Regions from separate parts of the Mus musculus genome. Here region 2 is linked to region 1. The links are chromatin loops, found by intact Hi-C in ENCODE. Cell type or tissue: gastrocnemius. All regions are shown on one strand. Links, peaks and the distances in the headings refer to the core of each region. The heading gives the core; the rest is flanking DNA.

What was found. Peaks named below come from ENCODE experiments on the same cell type or tissue, not always from the same donor. Only the 100,000 strongest peaks of a DNase experiment are listed, where the experiment ranks them.
Region 2: it touches region 1 in a loop (2.2-fold over the local background); 7 of 42 quality-filtered maps call a loop at or near these places.

What each region holds. Positions count from the first base shown.
Region 1 is chr4:105,121,025-105,123,941 of GRCm38, reverse strand. No RefSeq gene overlaps it. Among named protein-coding and RNA genes, the nearest start is that of Prkaa2, 13 kb to the right of the region's middle. In gastrocnemius, for the core only: a CTCF peak has its summit at 1,270 (motif pointing right); a DNase peak (open chromatin) is centred at 1,274.
Region 2 is chr4:105,069,814-105,072,730 of GRCm38, reverse strand. The region is part of intron 2 of Prkaa2 (protein kinase, AMP-activated, alpha 2 catalytic subunit); the gene reads left to right. Among named protein-coding and RNA genes, the nearest start is that of Gm36893, 39 kb to the left of the region's middle. In gastrocnemius, for the core only: a CTCF peak has its summit at 1,519 (motif pointing left); a DNase peak (open chromatin) is centred at 1,525; H3K27ac peaks cover 2,058 bases.

The DNA of each region.
Region 1 (2,917 bases), core at 130-2,629:
AACAAAAAATGACTTTACATGTACATACCTGTTTTGGAAAGAGCCCTGAGAATATGGGTCCTGGGAAAGTCTTTTGTATCAAAAGAAGTAGACCTAAACTTCATAACAATGAAAATGAATTGTAAAACAAAATAAGAACTTCCCAAAGCTATTGTTTTCATTGTTCCCCAAACAAAAAATTTAAAGTTTTTTTGTTTTTGTTTGTTTTGTATTGTTTTTTCTAGACAGGGTTTCTCTGTATAGCCCTGGCTGTCCTGGAACTCACTCTGTAGACCAGGCTGGCCTCGAACTCAGAAATCTGCCTGCCTCTGCCTCTCAAGTGCTGGGATTAAAGTGTGTGCTACCACCTCAAGCAAATTTCTTTTTAGGCAGTAGTTTCTGAGCTTTTCTGCACTCCACCTACAATCTAGTGTACTGGAAATGTTATAATTGTTAATCTCCTTGAACCAACAGGTGGATTCAATAACGAAAACAAAACAAAACAAAACAAAAAACCAAAGCAGGGTTGCGTTGTGGATGCCGCCCACAATTCTCAAGGGAACTAAAGCTGAAATACCAAATGTCACGTTTGCAAGGATCTCCTCCCAGCGCACCTTCTTCTCCCCACTTCTTCCCACTTCTCCCTCTGCAATGGGAGAACCTTTCTGAGGCACTGGAGTGAAAACACCACTGAAACACAACGTGGGAGAAAGAAAAGTTTCCTCCAGGCTCTAGGCGATCAGATGTTCCTTAGGACCAGCGTGTGACCCAGGCTGTGAGAGGGCCCGTGACTGGAGCCACTCTGTGGCGTGCAAGCATGACTGCTGTGGCAGCTTGCAAATGACATCCTGAGCACCGTGGACTCATTGTTTGGAAATTCTGATATGGCTTCTGCATTGTAAGGGGCTGTCAAGTAAAAGACAGCCTCCCCCCCCCCCAATTTTTATTAGGTATTTTCTTCATTTACATTTTCAAATGCTATCCCAAAAGTCTCCCATATCTCTTCCCCGCCGCTCCCCTTCCCACTCACTTCTACTTCCTGGCCCTGTACTGGGGCATATAAAGTTTGCAAGACCAAGGGGCCTCTCTTCCCTATGATGGCTGACTAGGCCATCTTCTGCTACATATGCAGCTAGAGACACGAGCTCTGGGGGTACTGGTTAGTTCATATTGTTGTTCCACCTATAGGGTTGCAGACCCCTTTAGCTCCTTGGGTAATTAATTGTTACTGTTCAGGATAGTCCCTAGGCGAGGAAAACTTAAGTCCATCAAAGCTCAGGAGGCCAGCAGAGGGCGCCAGATGGACAAGTTCACCAAGGACCGGCTAGCGCAAGTATGGGTCACTTGGGTTCTGCAGTATGCAGAGAAGGTAGAACTTCATCAAACCACAAGGGAAACTCAGCACCTGCCACGTTTCTGTTTGCTGCCCGAGCTATCATAGGCTTCGGGTACAAGAATACTTTATAACATAAAGTTATTATTATTATTTTTAAAGATTTATTTTTTGATTATATGTAAGTACACTTCAGACACACCAGAAGAGGGAGTCAGATCTTGTTACGGATGGTTGTGAGCCACCATGTGGTTGCTGGGATTTGAACTCAGGACCTTTGGAAGAGCAGTCGGGTGCTCTTACCTGCTGAGCCATCTCACCAGCCCTAAAGTTATCATTTTACTTAGAAATTAGTTCATGAAGGACAGTATCTTCTAGTCTGTACCAATAAATTCTTGGATGTAAACAGTTATAAATATGAGTGAACTAATTTTGCATAAGAGGCACAGCCTTTCATTTGACAGTGAAAATAACATTCCTTCCATTATTAATTTACCAAATATTTTAAAAATGACTATAATATAAGCATTCTCAGCAGGGCAAGCGGCAGTTATAAGTATTAACAATAGTGTAAATGCAATAGCTTATTGATTGTTTAACAGAAAAAATATATATAAAAATCATCAGATCGAGGCAGCTGTATTTGGTTTATGGTTCTGTTAGTAGGGGAGGATAGAGTTGTGGCAAATGAATAGGGATACAATGAAAAGAGCTGGTTTCGTGGTGTGTGGGGGGGCGGAGAGGAAGGCTAGGGTTTTATAGTCAGTCAGAATGAAGAACTGGTCTAGAAAAGTCTAAGAACAAAAGTGATACAGATCTTTCTCCGCAGCGTCAAGGTTGATCTCTGCCAGGAATAACCAAGAGGTTCTCTGTGATGGTGAGAAAGGATAGCACGATTGCACGATGACTTGAAAAGGTAAAGCCACCCGATCACCGTGAAACAACTCATTGCTGGGACATTTACTGAGTAGCTAGATGCTAGAGACATGAAATGATCAGGATACAAGTCATGCCCCTGATTATTTTGGGCAGAGGACACATACACCTGAAAGAGAGGAGGGGGGAGGAGGAAGAAGAAGAAGAAGAGGAAGAGGAGGAGGAGGAGGCAGAGGAGCGTGTGATAGAATGAGCATAATGTCACAGCACTCTTTGTTGCTGGAATTCTAAATTAAAGAGACAGGAAACTGAGGAAAAAGCTCTGCCGGAACTTCAATTTCACCCATGTGCCACTCCTTTATTTAGCTCCTAAGGATCCAGGACCATGCTTATTGTGCTTGCTCTCAAGGGCCTGGCAGATGGTGACTGGACATGGAACAGGCAGATCCAATGGTGGGTTTAATTAAATATACTCAAGGCAGATGGTGTTGCTAAAGACAGACTGATTGGTTGTATGTGGGCGTGTGAGGGACGGATTCACGAGGGAGGTGAGTTTCGAGAGACATGGAGATGTCTGTGAAGTAGATTGTGACGAGTATCAAAGAAGGGAATTTAACCCTGATAGCAAGAGTAGGGAAAAGCAGACTTCAAAGCAGAACTGAAGGGAGTTTGACATAGGTATTGATTATTAAACAACACATTGTTAGACTATTAGAACTGCTGCATCAG
Region 2 (2,917 bases), core at 209-2,708, 51 kb after region 1:
GTCAGAGAGTGATTCAGAAAACAGTGTCCCCTGTACTGTCTCTGCTTGTGTTCCTGCCCTTATTTGTCTTCATGCTGCACTGTAGTCTGGAAGATGAAATCAGTCCTTTCCTGCCCAGGTTGCTTTTGGTCAGTATTTTATCACAGCAGCAGAAAATCAGGCTAGAACAAACAGCTATTTGTGGTCTCTCCTCTGAGGACAGGAGAGCCCTCTCTGGTCTGGACCTATTATGTGTAGGCCAGAATAGCCACAAACTCACAGAGCTCTTCCTGCCTCTGACTCCCAGGTGACAGAATTAGAGAGGTGCTACCAAGCCCAGCTTGTGAAATTCCTCAAATGTGTAGTTGGTACAATTTTATAGGCTTTGAAATATTTAGTTTTTATTGTTGTACTTTTTGTCAGTGCACTATTGCAATGATGGAGCCCACGTAGTGCCATCTTGTCAACATCAAGAATATGCCACCGACTGTTCCTAGTTGGCTAATACTTGGTTTGGTGTGCCACTGGGTGATGCAATTGCCATGAAACTTTCAGTTGTACAGTAGGCTTCAATGCTCTATGATACTTACTTTAGGTTTATTCCATTATAAACATAGAATCACATGGCAGTATTTGATTTTAAGATTACCTCTAGTACTAAGTGTTAGAATGTGTGTGTAAAAAACTTGGAAGACTAGTATAAAATGCAACCTGTCAAGGATAACGCACCTCTCTTCCCATTTGTTTTCTAACTTTCAAGTGGCCTGCTTCATGGTGTTATGTAAGAAGTAACTGTTGGCATTGGTAGAATGCCAACACAAAAGCAGGCACTGGCCTCCTGTGAGCTGATTCTAGTTTCCTTGAGCTGACTCCAAGTAGTTTTCAGTAAACTGAAGCAGTTTTTTTGTTTTGTTTTGTTTTTTGCTTTAATACAGTTTTGCTGTGTAACCTAGGCTGACCTAGAACCACTATGTAACACAGTCTGACCTCCCCATCCAACTCACAGTCCGGTGTAACCCAAGCAAACTCACAATCCTATGTGTGCTTCCCTAATGCCGAGATTCTAGGCCAGAGACACTGCCCTTCTCACATCTGACTTGACTCCATATTGGTAATGACTTCAGTGGCTTGTAAGCTAAATTTCTTTGGGGTTTGCTGCTTACTAGCTATTAGGTATAAGAAGAGAAAGATGAAGTGGCCATACTGAAAGTGTCTTGTACCAGAGTGAGGCTAGAGAAGGAACAGATGTCTCTGAATGAGCAGATTTCCACTGGGCTTTTAAAATCCTAGCCCTGGAAGCTCCCATTTGGAGTGTGCGATCTAGATGTGTTCTGCTCTTGAAAACATAGATTGCATTTTATCACTGTTCTAGTTTAATTCTGTTGCTGTGATAAAATACCCTGACAGCAAGCCGCTTAGGGGAGAAGGGAGTTTGCTTGGCATGTAATTACAGTTACAGTCTATTGCTAAGGAGAAGTCAGGTCAGAAACACAAGTAGCTAATCACATTACTTCCTCCTCAGGAGCAGAGAGAAATGAGTGCCCCCTGCTGGCTGCCTTCTGCCTGCTTCTACTTAGCCAGCCTTTTCCCTCTTACACAGTTCAGGAACTAGCCCGTAAAAAGGTGCCACCCACTGCAGGCCAGGTTTTCCTACAACAATTAACAATGACACACAGTCCCCAGCCGACATGTTCATAGTCCAGTCTGATCTAGATAATTCCTCAACTGGGCCTTCCTTCTCAGGTGACTCTGGGTTGTGGCAAACTGACAATTAAAACACAGTCAATAAACAGCTTATCGTGGGATTTAAAATCTGATTTCTCACATTGTAGTTTATCAGTGTTTTCTTGCTCTTGTTTCCATAATTTGTTAACAGTTTTGTCTCATTCTGATTTAGAGTTAGTTACATTGTACTAAAGTAGCTACAGAACAGCCTTAGAGTGGGTCAGCAAGTAATTAGCAGAGAGGAACCAGTGCTCAAAGCTCTTACATTTCAGCCATGAGCTTAAGTCATCCATCTCCATCTCCTCTTGAATTGTGAATTTGAATTTTTTTTAAAAAGAAAAACACTCATGTTTTCTTCCTACTGAGAAAGTTTATTGACATAACCTCTAGTAATGTCAGTGTTACACACACGATCTGATTCATAATCTTTGTTTTGTTCTTTCTTAACTTTCTTAACTGCCAAGAATAGTCTCATTATTGAGAAAAGGTCTCCAGAATCAGTCAGAGAAAATGAATACTAACTACCAAACCTAACAGCTATTTAGTGACTGAGTTCTCTGTGAACTTAAAAGAACTGTGTTTGTTTATCCTGAAAGTCACTGGCAAAGGTTTAAAAGTAACGAATGAGATGGAAAGGAAAAGTGAAAACTTTCTGAAGTCTGAAATTTGTGGACTTGATCTTTGTTTTTGTTTTTTGTTTTGTTTTTCTTTCCTCTGTAGTTCTTAGAGAAATTTGATTTACATTCAAAAAGTGAATACTTCTTAGTTAGGAAAAGATTTCTTTTTTTTTTTTTTTTTTTTTTTCAATTTTATAGTCATCATTTATTATATACTACTTTATATTTACTTTTAGTGTCAATTAGGAATACATGGATTTAGTATCAATTTATACTGTAATCACTTGACATACAGAATGCTAATGTCTATGTAGACAATGTAAAAGTGGTTTGTTATTAATATTATGTATCCATATTTTCATCCCTTTTTTTTTCCATTTTTTATTAGGTATTTAACTCATTTACATTTCCAATGCTATACCAAAAGTCCCCCATATCCACCCACCCCCACTCCCCTGCCCACCCACTCCCCCTTTTTGGCCCTGGTATTCCCCTGTACTGGGGCATATAAAGTTTGCAAGTCCAATGGGCCTCTCTTTCCAGTGATGGCCGACTAGGCCATCTTTTGATATATATGCAGCTAGAGTCAAGAGCTC